Regions from separate parts of the Homo sapiens genome. Here region 1 is linked to region 2. Evidence: read pairs that join two places in POLR2A ChIA-PET (ENCODE). Cell type or tissue: MCF 10A. All regions are shown on one strand.

Region 1 (8,000 bases), 310 kb before region 2:
GAGGGGAAGATGGGGTAATAGATGTCTGCCTGGAGTGAAGACATGGCAGGGCCAAGCCTGCCTGCGATGTGTCCCAAACCTCCAATGATCCCCAACCCTGTGCAATAAAAGCCGGGTAGACCAGGCAACTGACGAAACCCCAGCTCCTGATGAAAGAGGGAATTGTTTTCTTCTGCCTTCCTGCTGAGTTGTAGGATTCGGAACCTTTGTCTTATCCAGCTTAAATCCCTGTCACTCCTTAGCAGGGACTCAGGAGGAGGAGTTATGAGGAATGTGGTAAATGATGATGCGTATTCCCTTGTGGGGAAAAGCAGCAAATGCCACAGTGTCCCTGCCATGCTCATGCTCTCCTTAGTTATGGAATTGCTGATTCCTGGGAGTTGAAAGGATCACCTAGGTTATTCCCTCTCACTCAGTTGATGTTGGAATCCCAGCTACAAGGTGCCTCACAAGAGCCCCTCCCATCCCATCCCTCTTTGGATGTTTCCACTGATGGCGAGTCTCCAATCCCTGGAGGCAGCCCAGCCTAATAATAAGCCTGCATCTATTTATTTATTTTTTTGGGTTATTAGAAATGTGTGGTAATGTGGTCTAAATGAATATTGAATTGATAGCCATCTCTTGAAAAATAGCAGAATGTCATGTCCCCATTATTTCCTAGGAATTCTCAGGGAAAATGTGTGTATTCTCCACATTCGTGAAGGTGGCCACTTGTAATAACCACCTCCAGCTGCCAAGGCTTGAAACAGTAGCTGCTATAGAGGTCGCAGGACACTTTGCATTCCCCAACCCTAAGCAACAGCAGGCTGCCGGCTCCCACACTCTCTCCCTCTCCCTTGATTCATGATGAGTTGAGTTAAAAGAGCACCATCTTCTTCATGGCACCTAGCAGGGCTGTGGATGGTCTTAACATTGACAGGCTGCAACCCATCCTAGGGATCCCTGCTTTGCTCCCCTCATGGGGATGGAAAGAATCAACTTTATCCCTTCAGAGGGAACTAAGGTCTCCTTATCCAACAAGCCCCCTTCATGCCATGGAAGGAGGCTCAGAATAATGAAGTTGCACACACGCGCGCACACACACACACACCCCATTTCAATATGAAGCATTTGGATTAATGCACTGCCTTTGGTCAGTTTCCTGAGAAGCCCTCGAGATGATAATTCAAGTGCAAGTGATTTATTAGGGGAGAGTTCCCAGGACGGCCTAGCAGAGGAGCTCAGGAAGCAGGAAAGGAAAGGGGAAGACATCAAGCAAGGTACAATCTCAGTCAGTCAGTGTGCAGCCTCAGTCTGATCCCACAGGGAGTCTATAGAGAGGAAATTACACCTTAGAGTTCATTCAGACTCGAGGCAAGGTGGCTAAGGGTTCATATTCTTTATTACAGTCCATCACTGGCATGGGCCACTCCAGCAGGTTGCAAACTCGGGTGCTTCCAGCTCTCTGAGCTCCTGGGCAAAGTGGCTCTAGTAGTCCAAGGGCACTGCCTGTTAGATACAAAGGCACCCAGAAGCCAGGGAAGGGATACACAGAAATGTAAAAGGGATCTGAGAGGATCTGGCCAGAGCATCAACATGTCCACTCATTCACTTGTGTCATCCCCAAACAATGGGTTTTATTGGCCCAGACGTGATGTACTTCTAACATAACTTACTTGGTATCTGTATAGTAAGAAACAGTCAACAATCTTTTAATAAACTCTGGGGTAGGGTGGGACTGGGAAGGTTCTGCCTCATGCCACACCCCAGTGCATAATCCAGTCTAAGTCCTCCAGTCTAAGTCCACACTGGCTGTTTGGTATACATTCACATTTCGATGGACACTGTTCAAGTAAATTCTTGAAGCCACTTTATAGTGGCTGCTGCAAAGTCTTGTTTGCTGCGCCTCTGTCGGCATATGAGCTTGGTCACATCCCCTCCACTAGAATTTTCTATCCAGCTGCCCATCAAGACTAGTCAAATCAATCACCTCCCAAAAGATGATAAAGATTTTTATAAGCAAGTCTGGAGCACGTCTCTCCGTTCTGCAGATGATGGCATCTCTTGGAAGGTAGATATTATATGCAAAATCACCCACATAAAACTCCTCTGCAAACACAAATCCAAACCCAAATAAAGCTGCTCTTACTTCCCTTTACAGTAAACAATCCAAAATCTATAGGACTATCAAATCAGGTCTTTATCTTTGTGGGTGTGCTTGCATTTAATTTTCTACTAATAACTACAAGACCCCTGGTGCTCCATCATTTTATGCCCAGGAACCTATAACATGGCAAGGAAATCTCAAGACATTGCCATTTCAATTTTATCCAAGTTTTAATGGCCCAGCATTAGGTCCTGTTTATTTTCTCTCGCTTTTTTTCCTCCCTGGAGTAAACAAAAGCATATGTTCCTTTCACCTTCTCCCTGTAACACCTAAAAAGGCAGGCAAGAGAAAACCCCAGGGAACATCACTCTTAAGTCAAACCAGCCCACACAAGTTGGACTCTCATGTCTGTTTAAAAGAGTTTATCCTGTTTCCTCTGACACCCCTTCTAATCTCTGGCACACAGTGGTAGGCATTCAGTAAGACTGGGCTCCTGGGTCCTTCCTCTTTCCCCTTCAGTAACTCAGGTTCTACCAAATTTCCTCTTCCACATTCTCTATCAGCCCTCGTCTCTTGCCTTCAGAACTTGTTTCTCTGTTTATCTATCTGGTTGTCCACTGCTCCCATGGAGACAAACGAATGAATGAGACTATATTTTCGAGCACTTACTATGTACTGGGAACCTTCTACCTATCACCTTATTTTAATCCTCACACATTCTCCTGTAAAGTATCATTATTTTCCCATGAAAGCTAAGGTACAGAGAAGGTCAGTGACTTTTCCTAGATCAAGTAGCCAGGAGAGAAGTAGGATGTGACATGGAAACCAAGTTTGGCTGAATCTAAGTGTAATAATTTCTGACCCCTGCAGTTTCCATTTTCTAGACTATGCTTTGGGTCTTCAACTTCCACGCCAACACCAGAGGATAAGTATTTGAGACCCCCACATTGGTCATCCAACTATGAAAAAATTCTCATTTTAAGCATATACAGCTTAAAAAAAGAATCAACTTCATGTATTTGGAAAACCGTAAGTGCCATCTTCCATCATTCAAAAATGTCTGTAACAGACCAGCATTATTGACAGTTCTGAGCTAGACCGAAGGAACTCTTTTCTATGACTTCAACAGAAATATTTTGTTATTACAATGTTTGCAAACATTTTTAAGGTATTGTTCAGTCAAATGATAGTCCCTATAGCTTGCAACTCAAAATATCATGGTGGTGAAATACTCATTAGTCACCTGCTATAACTTCAATGGAATGTGCTAGGACACGGAGTTTGTAAAAGCAGATATTGTCTTGTTAAGCTGTCAGGTCCCATAATGTACAGCCTCACGCAAGGACACTGTCATCAGGAAAAAGGCTTAGATTATGTGCTCCAAGTACACCAAGAAACTGGTTTCTGGAAACCCGACTTTTCAATGAACGCTTGTTAAAGCAGAGTTAATGTGTTTCCTACTGTTATAACAATGACGTGTGAGTCACATATGTGGTTTCGAGATTCCTAAACTGGATCTGCCTGGCTGCTGATGTAATCAGAAATAACCTCTGGCTGTTTGAGACTATAATATTCTGGAGGAAAACTGCCCAGCTGATGCAACTGCTGATTTTTGTTAACGCTATCACCAACATTCCCAGCATTCAAAATTCTTTAAGATATTATTATTCATTAATACTTTGTTTTAGATATTATTATTCATTAATACTTTGTTTTCATTTGGAAAATTTATTTACTATCAAAGCAAAATATTTTTGGGATTCAGCCTGTAAATTTATCTTAATTCTCACTGTCCTCACTGTCTGAAGGTCCTTTGTTATTGGGGAAAAGAATGTGGGGTTAGGTGTCAGGCAGATTTGCACTTGAATTTCAGCTCTGTCACTTACCTGTGTGATTTCAGAGAGGTTACTGAACCTCTCTGAGCCTTGAGTTTCTAATTTGGAAAAACAGGAAATTATTCCTATCTCACAATGTTCTGAAAATAAAGTTAGACATAGAGCAGCATTTGGAAAAACAAGAGAGTACAACATAGACAACCAGGTATTTGGACCTAGGCTTGCCTCTAGGGAGCCTGGCTTGATGAATCTGCTGGGTTTTGAGCCCTGTGGGCCCTCCAGCTGGGCTGTCCTCCCCAAGCCCTAAACAAGGGATTCATTCAAACTCCCTAGGTCTTCACAGAAAGCAAGAGAAAAATGATGAGAGGAGGTTGTTGAGCCAGTTGCTTGCAAGAGCAGTCTTTCCTATGGGATGCCATCAGTCAGTTGTTAAGTTTACAAAGCAGCAGGAATATGTAACTGAGAATTTTGACTTTCAAAATTTCTATGAGCAGCCTCTTGGTATCAGAACAAGAAGATGGCAGTTGTGAAAGGAAGAAGATCATGAAAATGCTGCAATTTCAGAGGGGCAGAGATCAGGGCAGAAAAAGAAATCATAAGCTTCCTGACACCTGAGGCTGATTCGTTAAGCAGGAAAGAGGAGGATGCTTACAAGGTGTTTCAACCACCAGGGACCCAAAAGGTGGGAGTGTAAATTAGTTCAACCATTGTGGAAGACAGTGTGGTGATTCCTCAAGGATCTAGAACTAGAAATACCATTTGACCCAGCAATCCCATTACTGGGTATATACCCAAAGGATCATAAATCATCCTACTATAAAGACACATACACACGTATGTTTATTGCAGCACTATTCACAATAGCAAAGACTTGGAACCAACCCAAATGCCCATCAATGATAGACTGGATAAAGAAAGTGTGGCACATATACACCATGGAATACTATGCAGCCATAAAAAATAATGAGTTCATGTCCTTTGCAGGGACATGGATGAAGCTGGAAACCATCATTCTCACTAAACTAACACAAGGACAGAAAACCAAACAAACACTGCATATTCTCACTCATAAGTGGGAGTTGAACAATGAGAACACATGGACACAGGGAGTGGAACATCACACACTGGGGCCTGTCAGGGGGTGGGGGGCTAGGGGAGGGATAGCATTAAGAGAAATACCTAATGTAGATGACAGGTTGATGGTTACAGCAAACCACCATGACACACGCATACCTATACATGCATACCTATGTAACAAAAACTGGACGTTCTGCACATGTACCCCAGAACTTAAAGTATAATAAAAAAGAAAGAAGCACAAAGGATTTGCTCTGAGGACCACACCACAGTACCTGTGTCCTTAGTCACCTTCCAGTTAGAAAGCATTTCCATATATACCATGCATTTTCAGCCTCGCCCCACACTATGAGTCAGGAATCCCATTTTGAGAGATGAAAAACTACAGGCACAGAAACCCTGGATGACCTAAAAATTCTCTGTGAAATCACGCTAGATAAATAGCCACATGTTGCTGCAGTGCGGTAAGTGTCCTTTGGTTTAGACTTCTTTCTTAATTGCATCATGAAATTGAATTATATCCCGAAGACCTGGGAAAGAGCAGAAGATGTTATGCAGTTTATAAAGTCTTTTCATGTTTTTGGTGTGTTCCATTCCAAAGGAAGCAAAAGGAAAATTTGAAATGCTGACTTTAATAGTGAAACTCCATGTTGTGGATTCACTATGTTCTTAAGTTTATTTTTTAAAAGAAGAAGAAAAATCTTTAAGGAATAGTAAGCATCTTTATCTTATCAAAATCTGATATCCAAATGAGAAATTGCTTCCTCTTTCTAAAAATAATAAGCACTTACTATATTCTGGACAGTATAAACACTTTGCAATCATTATCCCCTCAACTCAATGGAGTGGGTATTATTACTATCCTTTTATTAGAGATGTAGAATAGGAGACTGAGAGAATTTTTAAGTGACTAGCCTAAGAACAGTCAGCTTCTATGTGGTAGACCCAGGATCTGAACACATTCTGATGCCAAAGCATGTTTCTCTTATTCCTAATTGCAACCCTACACAAACTGTACTGGCAGAGCATACACATTTTTTCACGGAATTATGAAAAAAAAAAGCCTCATGAGGTAAGAAATACCACTTTAAATTTTCAGATAAGAAAACTGACTACATGATTTCTCTATTTCATGCAAGTAGACAGGTGAAGATTCAGAATAGCTCTAAGGCTGAAACTGGAACCCAGAACCCTTGAGTCTAGAACAACCTAAATCGGTTCCTTCTTTGTATCTGGCATTGTGAGTCCTCATGAGAAAAAAATTGGGGGTTAGTGCAAAATTTATTTCTCCATAAGCAAGCAACTGTTAAGTTGTACAGAGATTTACATACAACAACTGGGACCATCCCACTTACTGCCCAAATACTCATTCGCTCAATTGCCAACTAACATTTATTGAGTACCAAGTATATACAAGGCATTGTCAAGTCTTGGAGTACAGAATAAGCAAAGAAAGAGTAAAAGATGTCTGTAACCTTCATGGTACTTATTGGGTCCCCCAATGCCTTCTTCACCAGGCACACTTTCCCAATATTGATGGAAAAAGAAATCTATTGTTAAATCTCAGTGATTTTCTTTGAACTTTTTTCCTGAAATCCCCATTGCCTTTGGCATAATCTGGCTACTTCCTGGGTTCTACCAAGCTTTGGCCCAATGAGGGTGACTTCGGTGACTCTTTAACAAATACCTTAGACACCCCCTCATTTACTAGCCTGGATTAACAAACAGCTTGTCCTGAGCAACTCTGGATGTAGCCAATACCATGCAGTGACCTCAGAGCACAAACATCTGCCTCAATGTTATCCTGAGGGCAGACATCTGCTCAGGGAGTTTTTCTGGACTTTTCTTGAGATGGCTTGATCTCTACTGGGAGATCACCTTCTGGGTTCTATGGATGGACTATATATTCCAATATGTCTGCTGTCTGGAAGCTGTCAAAGATAGATTCCTTGGAGTGGTGATGAAAGTGCCTTGTTTGTTTGGCTTCCCTGAATGCAGAGGACTGGAAAGAAGCAATCTTATAGGATGATTGGCCATTAGCGGTTTCCAGTTGACTTTGCCAGACCCAGAAGAGCTATGTCTGACCTAACCTCTGCTTCAAGGAGACTACACACAAATATAAATAATCAGTTTCCAAGGCTAGTGTCCACCTCGTGGTATCCTGGTCCCCTCTGCGTTGTAATGTATACCTCAGTATCTTAGTAACTGCTGAAGAGAGACGCTTGGTTGAGACGACCAGTATAGATTGCAGTCTCAGTAAAAGGCAGGGTCCATGTGTGCACATCTTTTTACAGTTAACAAGATCCTGCTATTTCTAATACTTCACTCAGTACTCATGATAATATCAAAAGGCAAATTTTGTTATTCTCAGGTCACAGATGAAGAAACTAATGTACAAAGCTAGTGGCAGAACTGGGACTAAACACTGGGTCTAACAACTACCAAATAATTCTCCATCTTCTACTTTATCATAAGATGAAATGATTATTATAATAGGAAGGACTTCCTTGAAATTTTATATACATACATATATATATAGCATCTAGCCCTGTGCATTACATAAAGTAGTCCCTTAGTAAGGAATAGCTTTTTTTTTTTTTTTAATGTAAGGCAGCACAGTATAATTGTTCAGCCATGAGAAAGGAGGTTAACTTGAGATAACATCCAGTTACTCAGACCAGGTACTTAGTCTCTTCGGATATTCATTTTCTTATCTAAAAATGGGATAATGATTAAAAACTTTCTAAGGTTAGCATGAGAATTGTATAGCTAGAAGACAGGAATTTGCTCCCTACGACTGAGGTGCAACTTTTGTAAGATAGAGTGGGAGGGAACACTCACCTCCTTTCTAGGCTGCATACAAAGACCCAGGATACTTCCATGGCACCTGAAAAATGGAAGAGTATACTCTATTTTTAAATCCACAGCTATTCACTGAGATGTAAAATGAAAATGTTTCCATTCACAAACACAGAACTCTGCCATCACGCTAAGGCTTTTTT
Region 2 (8,000 bases):
TGTGGATCCAGTGTGGCCAGATCTTTCCATGTCAAGATAAGCCAGAAATCATTTATATTTCTGGGTGTAAAATCTGATTTTTAAATACTGGAGAATAATGTTTAAATTGTTTAAACACATAGAAAACTAAACAAGTCCTGTCTGAAAGACAGATATGGCCTCAGGTCAACATTTTGCAATCTCTGTTCCGCAATGTGGGGTGGCAGAGGGCACCCCATCCCTAGAGATGTCAAGCATATTCTGAACAACAGACCCCAGGGGATGGTGGAGAAGCAACTGGAGGGGATGCTGCTGAGGACGGACCTGGTAACCTTTAAGATTCCTTCAAAGGTTTGAGACCAGCCTGGCCAACATGGTGAAACCCTGTCTGTACTAAAAAAATTAAAAAATTAGCCAGATATGGTGGCGGGCACCTGTAATCCCAGCTTCTTGGGAGGCTGAGACTTGAGACTCACTTGAACCTGGGAGGCGGAGGTTGCAGTGAGCCAAGATCACCCCACTGCACTCCAGCATGGGGCTACAAAGTGAGACTCTGTCTTAAAAAAAAAAAAAAAAAAAAAAAGATTCCTCCAAAGCTTGAGACTGCATGAATCCAGGAATTGGCAGAGTGGAGATGGGCGGGATCCCTAAGCAAGGCAAACACTATGAGCAGAGGCGTGGAGCCAGGAACAGTCCTTTTGTCTTCATTCACTCCCTATTCTGAAAGCCTTCATGTCTTCCCCCTGTCTCCTCATTTTGGTGATGGCTCTGCCCTAAATCCCTGGCCTAACCATCAGTTGCAATGGCTCCAGGGAAAGGCACCCTCACCGCTTCCTAGACCTGCCTCCAGATCTCTCTCCACCTGCCTCAGCCCTGCCTCTCCTCTCTGAGCCACCTCTCCAAACTCTCATCTTATGTGTAATTTTAGCTACCCAACCCAGGTGACCCAGACGATGGTGGCCTGCCATTTGTCTTTTCTCTTCCAGATAATCCACATGCCCCAAATATTTATTCCCCAAGTACTCATTGCACCCCCACTATCCGTAGAGCTCTGTGCTAGGCATGTAGGGTGCCGCTGGGAACAAGACAGATGCCATTGTCTAGTCCAGTGCTGGCCATGCGGGGACTGCTCAGCAAAGACTTTTGCTAAATGGAAACAAGTGATGATAAAGTGGAAAGACTTTTGACCTCCCCCATCTCTCTGGCTTCAAGACCCTGCATCTCTTCACCCTACAGACACCCAGTCCTGTCGATCCTACTTCCTTACTATCTCTCCCAGGCATTCAAGGAGGCACAGTGGGGAAAAGCCCTGAGGACCCGAGAAGAAGGTAGTTACAGGTGGCATCTTTTCTTTTTTTTTTTTAATGTTCTCACTCCCCCACCCACCATGGCAAAGGTCCCACTTGCAGACACACTCCTCCTGAAGTTGGAAGCTGGCCTTGCCTCTGCCATGGCAGGCAGCCCTGAGTCAGCTGCCAGGACCTGGGGTGGAGTACAAATAGCCCCAGGCCCCTTCAGGCAGACCAAGAGCCAGCAACTCACCCCCTGGGCACCCAGCCAGGCTTCCTTCAAGCCAGGGCCTGAGCACATGGACCCTAATCGGCGAAACCCCCCACCCTTCCTTTGCAAACACCCTTGTGGTCAGCTCAGGGCGGGCCGACAGGCAGAGCTGATCTCCCCCGTGCTCCCTGAAAGCCTCCACACTGAAGGAGCTGGCGCAGGACCGCTCAACCCCGGCCAAGAGCAGCCCGGCCATCTGAGAAGGGCTGGGAGCTGCCCTCTGGACAAGGAGCGGAGCTCCGGGATCTGAATAGGACGCTGACTCTGGTGGACTCCCGCCTGCATGTCCTCCAGTCCTCTGCTCAAAGGCCTGCTCCCACCTACTGCGATTACACACATACACCCCAGCACTCCTGTTTATGCCCCTTATCATGCTTTATTTTTTTATAGGATTAAAAAAAATTTTGTTTTGCCATTTGGCATATCATAATGTATATTATTCATTTGTGGGAAATTCACTAGGATGAAAGTTCTATGAGGACAGCAATCTTTTTGTTCTATTCCCTACTATATCCCATTTCTAGCTGCTAATAGGTGCTCAGTAAACATTTGAAGGAGGAGGAAGGAAAAGAAGGAAGAAAGGGAGGGTGGGAGGGAGAATCTTTAGAGAGGGTAGGTCTGGTTAGCCTTCTTCTCTTCCCGGCTGGCATCTCTCCTTCAGAACTACCCCAGACTGGTGGCCTTATAACCTTTTGGAGAAATGACTTTAGCAGCCACTTTTTAAACTTCCATTTATCCCATTTATCTGGGGCTCACTCTGTGTCAGGCAGTACAGATAGATGATCTCACTTGATCTTCTCAACAACTCTGAGGTCTGTGTCATTGCTTTGACTCAGGCTTTCTCAACCTCAGCCCTAGTGACAATCGAAGCCGACAGGTCCCTATTGTGGAGGGCTGTGCTGTGCATTGCAGGACATGTGGCAGCATCCCTGGCCCCAACCCACCAGATACCACCAGTACCCTTACTCCTAGTGTGACAACCAAAAATGTCTCCAGACATTGCTAAGTGTCCCTTGGGGTGGCAGGCAAAATTGCTTCATTTGAGAACCTCTGTGTTAACTCCACAAAGGGGGAAACAGGCTCAGAGAAGCTAAGGAAGTTGCTGGAGGCCATGACAGAGGAAGGAATCCCACCTAGGTCTGCCTTGCTTCAAAGCCAGCGTTCCCTCCGTTCTGCCAGGCCATCCTCCCTCGGCAGGCAGGGCTCACGGTCCAGGGAACTGTTACTGAGAGGCCTCTGCCCAGCCTCTGCCCAGCCCCTGCCTGTGTCCCAACGACGACAGAGCAAGGCCCCTGACGTGCGAGAAGAGCCTTCCCCAGCAGCCGCCGCTGAGTTTAAGGCCAAGCAGCTTGAAAAACACTTACTCATACCCTGGCCATGACGGGGAAACATCACGAATGATAAATCATATCTCTTAATTATCTGTGATTTCTGAGGCCGGCCAAAATTTCCTTTTCATGACAAATATTTGCTCTGAGATTTCTTTTCCCCTGAAAAAGAGAAGCAATGCAAGGAGATCCCTGGGGCTGGTCTCCCAAGTGGGAATCCCAGCATCTCTGATCAGCCCTCTTGTCCCACCCAAGCTGTCTGGAGCTAGGTTCCTGCCTGGGCATGCCTCTTCCCTCCACGCTCCAAGTAGTAAAATCCCCAGGTTTCTGTTTTGTTTTGTGTTTTTCGTTTTCTTGGAAGGGTGCCTGAATTGGAGATGTTTACTCACTTAAATGAGACCTATTTGAAATTACTCTGAGGGCGGGAGGAAGACAGAAAATAAAAGGGCATAGGGCCCAGGGTGAAAAGGCCAGGGTTCGAGTCAACTTGAAACTGCTGCAGGAAAATTTACCCCACTAGTCTAGCACCTCTTGGCATGATAAGGAGAGTGCCCAGTCTTCTCAGCCCCCATAACTTCTGGCCCTTCACCCTGCGGGGCTCCTTCTAGCTTCATCTTCCCCACTCTTCCCTTAGGGTGAGCCCCTTTACTAGCTTTTAAATACGATTTTTCACAGGTTTTTGTCTTTGCAGTGAATGCTTTTCCCTATTTTCTGCCCATAAAACTCCTATTCCTCTTCCGTAACCCAATATAAATGTCCCTTTCTTTGCCAATCCTTGCCCCACCCCGGGTAGAATTCATCTCTCCCTCTCCATGATTCCTCAGTAGTTTACACAGACATCAGTTTTACTTGGTTTATACTCTCTTGGAGATATGCATGTACCAGGCCTCTGGAGTCCAGGGGAAAAGCTGAGTGGGCGACCAGAGCAAGCCAACCGCCACTGGAGACAGAAAAAGACATTCAGGTTTTTTCGCTCCAGGGCTTTCCTGTCCACCCAGCTTGGTTTTCCCTGGTCCACTAACATGTATGACTGTCCTGGGCGCATCTGCTAGAACAAATTGCAGAGGAGCTTTGCAGCAGTCAGAAACTCTGATCCTATTTTGTTCTACATTCTGAAGCAGGTGACATGGGCCACCACATTCTTCTCTCTTTTCCTTCCTTCCTTCCTTTCTTCCTTTTCTTTCTTTTCTTTTCTTTTCTTTTTTTTTTTTTTTTGGCAGAGTCTTGCTCTGTTGCCCAGGCTGGAGTACAGTGGCATGATCTCAGATCACTATAGCCTCAACCTCCTGGGCCCAAGCAATCCTCCCACCTCAGCCTCCTGAGTAGCTAGGACTGCAGCCATGCACCACCATTCTCAGTTATTTTTTAATTTTTGTAGAAATGGGGTTTTGCTATGTTGCCCAGGCTGCTCTCAAACTTCTGAGCTCAAGGGATCCTCCTGCCTCAGCCCCTCAAAGTGCTGGGATTACAGCCACGCACCACCATGTCAGCCAGGCCACCACCACTTTCTATGAGAATATTCTGGGTTCTGGTTACACTCACGTGCCATTGTCATGAAGCTAGGCTCATTGAAGGCACTTGACCATAGTCCATCTCAATCTCTCTCCTCTTGGCATAAAAATATGGAGTGAGCAGAGTGGGGTGCCTGGTCCTGGCTGAAAGAAAGCAGAGAGCTGATATCCATCTCTGCAGGTCAGCCTCCCACTACAAATTCACAGCCACCCTACTGACTACCCACGAGCTCTGCTGAGACTCAAGGATGCTTCTCTTCTGCTCCAGTCCTAGTGATGAGGGAAGAGCAGGTCAAAAGGCCTGCCTCAGCCACCCAGAGCCAGCTCCTGCCCTTCAACAAATCCTGAAGTGCCACAGCTTATACCCAGAGAGTACCATCATACTTCCTTTGACTTGCACTGCCAATGAGAACCAGCATCTGTGGTCCCTTGCAGAAGCTGGGTTGCAGTTGGTCTGCAGAGCTCTGCTTGGCAGGCAGGCATGATGTGCGTCTGCTGGAGGTAGCACAGTGAGGCACCCTTACTCCATTATCTCCCCAATGTCCTGAGTTTATAAAACAGCAAATAGATCTGGAATGTCACCCCAGTACAATCATTCAGAAAGTGGCTTCAGGACCCACCCAGGGATTACCAGACTGTTATGTTTTAATTAACGGCAGGAGATGAGACCAAGGATGAGGGTGGGTCAGTAACTTAAGGATAGGCAGCAGCAAGCATTCAATGTGAAAGTTAGGAGTTTGGTTGTTAATTCTTTAGACAGTTTGCAGCCAGAAGCAAATTCTGACCTGTCTCAGAAGCTCACCCAGCCGCAAGTGGAAGACACACTTCCAAGGGGGCAATGCTGGAAGCCAGGAGGTAAGAGAAGGGCTGTTGCTGCTGCCATTAGGAGAACTGCCAGAGCCTGAGTTGCTGAACTGCAGAAACTGGGAGGAAGGAGCAAATTCAAAAAGCCTGAAATCCATAAAATCAACAGGACTTGGTCATTTATTAGACTGGTGGTTAAACAGAAAGAGTCATCAAGATGGGTGCCCAGGATTAGGTAACTAGGTGGGTGGTGATAGCATTAGCCAGGGCAAGGAATCAAGCACACAGGACCATTTGTTGGAGACAGAGGAGGTGGGGAGGACAACAGAGAGGTCAAGCATGTTGCTTTGGGTCTATTGAGTTAAAGGCCCCTGGCAACATCCAAGTGAATATGAATGTATGGGCCTAACCTCAGGGAAGAAGTTGAGGATGAAAATACAGCATAGAAGTTGTTAAATCTATAGAAAAAGATGCATCTGCCTAAGGAGAGTGTATGGATACAGAAAAGAGGAGACCTGCAACAGAGCCCTGTGAACTTGCAGCCAGTCAAGAAAGTCAAGAGAAGAGCGAATCATGCAGAGAAGAAAAGACACTCAGCAAGGTAAGAGGCAGAGGTAGGAGACAAGGTGGGATTCTCATTAGAACTGAGTTAAAAGCAGCCAGTACAGCACCTGGCACATACAAGGTGTCCTCAATATTGGCAATTTTCTACCCAACTGGCAGGAATGTGAACAATAGTAACCGTCATTGAGTTATTGAACTCTTTTTTGTTTTCTTTTTTGTGACAGGGTCTTGCTCTGTCATCCCGGCTGGAGTGCAGTGGTGCAAACAGGTCTCACTACAGCCTCTACTTTCTGGGCTCAAGAGATCCTCCTACCTCAGCCTCCCAAGTAGCTGGGACCACAGGTGCATGCCAGCATGCTTAGCTAATTTTTTTATTTTTTATAGAGATGGGAGTCTCACGATGTTCCCCAGGCTGTCTCAAACTCCTGTGCTCGAACAATCCTCCCCACCTTGGCCTCCCAAAGTGCTGGGATTACAGGTGTGAGCCACCGTGCCCAGCCGTATAGAACTCTTACAAGGCCAAATACTAAGCATTTTCCCTGAATAGCTTATGCATCCTTCATAGCCTATTACTGTTATGCCTATTTTCAAGATAAAAGGAATGAAGCACAAAGACGTTCATAAGTGTAGGTAACACCCTAGTCTATAGATGGAGAAGCCGAGCCCAGGGTGACAATGCACAGTTCATTTCAGATAAGTGGCCTCTGAGCACATGGTAAAGAAGCAAGCACAGTCCGCAGGCCCAAACCCCTGCTCCACCTACCAGTTGCTGCTGCCTCTGCAGATTTTCTCCGGCCCTGCTGGGGCGTCCAGAGCACTCAGCACCAAACTGTACAGCACATCTTGACTCCAAGTCAAAGGGCCTAAAAAAAAAAAAAAAAAAAGCCTCCAAGATCTCCTGGCTGCCAAATTGTGATTGCAAAACTACTGATGATTTAACTGTAAATGAATCTGAAACATACGGACTGAATTTCTCTTGAACTACGCATTAAAATGCTCGTTTGATGAAAATAAAGGCCCTGTTGAAAAATTGTAAAGAAAAAAAGAAGGAAAAAACAAGGTGGTAAATATGTGAGATTCAAGGGGGTATGGAAAGTGAGGAGCTGGCAGAGAGAGAACACTTTTGACATCCCCTAAGTGCAAGGCAAGTGAGAGATTTTACAAGGGGACTGTGAATTTCTTCTGCCTCTCCAAGGGGATACAGCTTTGCTGGCCCTGACAGCCATGTGGGGGTGTCCAATGACTGCTGAGGTATGGCAGCTTAAGAAAGAGGAAACTCTATATACGAGATGCTTATGTGCGTCTGTGTGTGTGTATCTGTGTGTGTGTGTGCAGGTAACTGGAAAAGCTGGAAAAGGAGAAATATATATATACATATATATACATATATACATATATATACAGTGTGTGTGTACGTGTGTATATATCTATTTATATGAACCATCTTCGCTGTATTTAGATATAAAGATATATAAATATATTTAGGAGCTGGAAATACATAGATATATAGATATCTTGAGAAATAACCATTCTATGTATAAAATTTAAAGTGATAAATGTAAATATTATACTTACTTTATGTACAAATAATGTCAAGCTTAGATGTTTCATATATTCAGAATATGCATATTCTAGAAATATCTATGTTAAATATATACGCTAAGTATATATCTTTAAAATATATGTAATATATCTAGTTAAATATATCCATGTGTATTCCAAAACCCCAAAAGGAAGGACAATGTGCAGGAGAGCAATGGGTGCTCACAACCCTGACCTAGCTCCAATCTGATTCCCTGGTTGCTGGGAAAAAGCCAAAAATCACTGTTGGTATTTTTTAGGAGCTGTGCTTCCAGTGGCCTCTGGTCCAGTCTGTTCAACTCAAGATGGTATGAGCAGCGGGCTCCGTCAGCAGGCCTGAGCTGGACACACGTGACACCAGTCACCATGCAGAACAAGGAGTTCCTGCCCTTGAAACCCACAGGTCATCAACATCTTTGCATCTGGCCTCTTCTACGACTGGGTATTTTCCAATCATCCACTGCCTGCAACTTCTCTCCCGGAAGTCACAGTTGCCAACTGAAAACTTCCAAAGGGGTGAAGAGAAACCCCTCTCTGAACCTAAATAAAAACAGAGATCACCTTTGCCAGAGAAAGGGCGCCTGCTCAGAAGCTCTGATTTCAAATTATGAAGAGCACAGAGCCACAGTCCAGGCTTAGGAGTGACGCTGGTAAATGGTGGTGGTGGTTTCAC

Evidence for each region. ChIA-PET counts read pairs that join two places held together with the same protein. Peaks named below come from ENCODE experiments on the same cell type or tissue, not always from the same donor. Only the 100,000 strongest peaks of a DNase experiment are listed, where the experiment ranks them.
Region 1: POLR2A ChIA-PET joins it to region 2 with 23 read pairs; 2 of 35 experiments call an interaction of 5 or more read pairs at or near these places.

The regions. Positions count from the first base shown.
Region 1 is chr9:108,044,834-108,052,833 of GRCh38, reverse strand. It overlaps LOC105376214 (a long non-coding RNA gene), which reads left to right. Exons shown (of 6, transcript XR_007061722.1): 6 at 2,957-8,000. Among named protein-coding and RNA genes, the nearest start is that of KLF4, 560 kb to the right of the region's middle. RefSeq lists an enhancer at 1-453. In MCF 10A, no CTCF peak of the experiment used is centred here; a DNase peak (open chromatin) is centred at 3,443.
Region 2 is chr9:107,733,402-107,741,401 of GRCh38, reverse strand. LOC124902242 (a long non-coding RNA gene) reads left to right here and starts at 6,920. Exons shown (of 2, transcript XR_007061719.1): 1 at 6,920-6,997; 2 at 7,588-8,000. It overlaps LOC105376208 (a long non-coding RNA gene), which reads right to left and starts at 6,603. Exons shown (of 7, transcript XR_930229.2): 1 at 6,510-6,603. RefSeq lists enhancers at 1,577-2,077, 2,207-2,706, 2,707-3,208. In MCF 10A, no CTCF peak of the experiment used is centred here; DNase peaks (open chromatin) are centred at 1,511, 2,861, 3,181, 6,611 and 2 weaker places.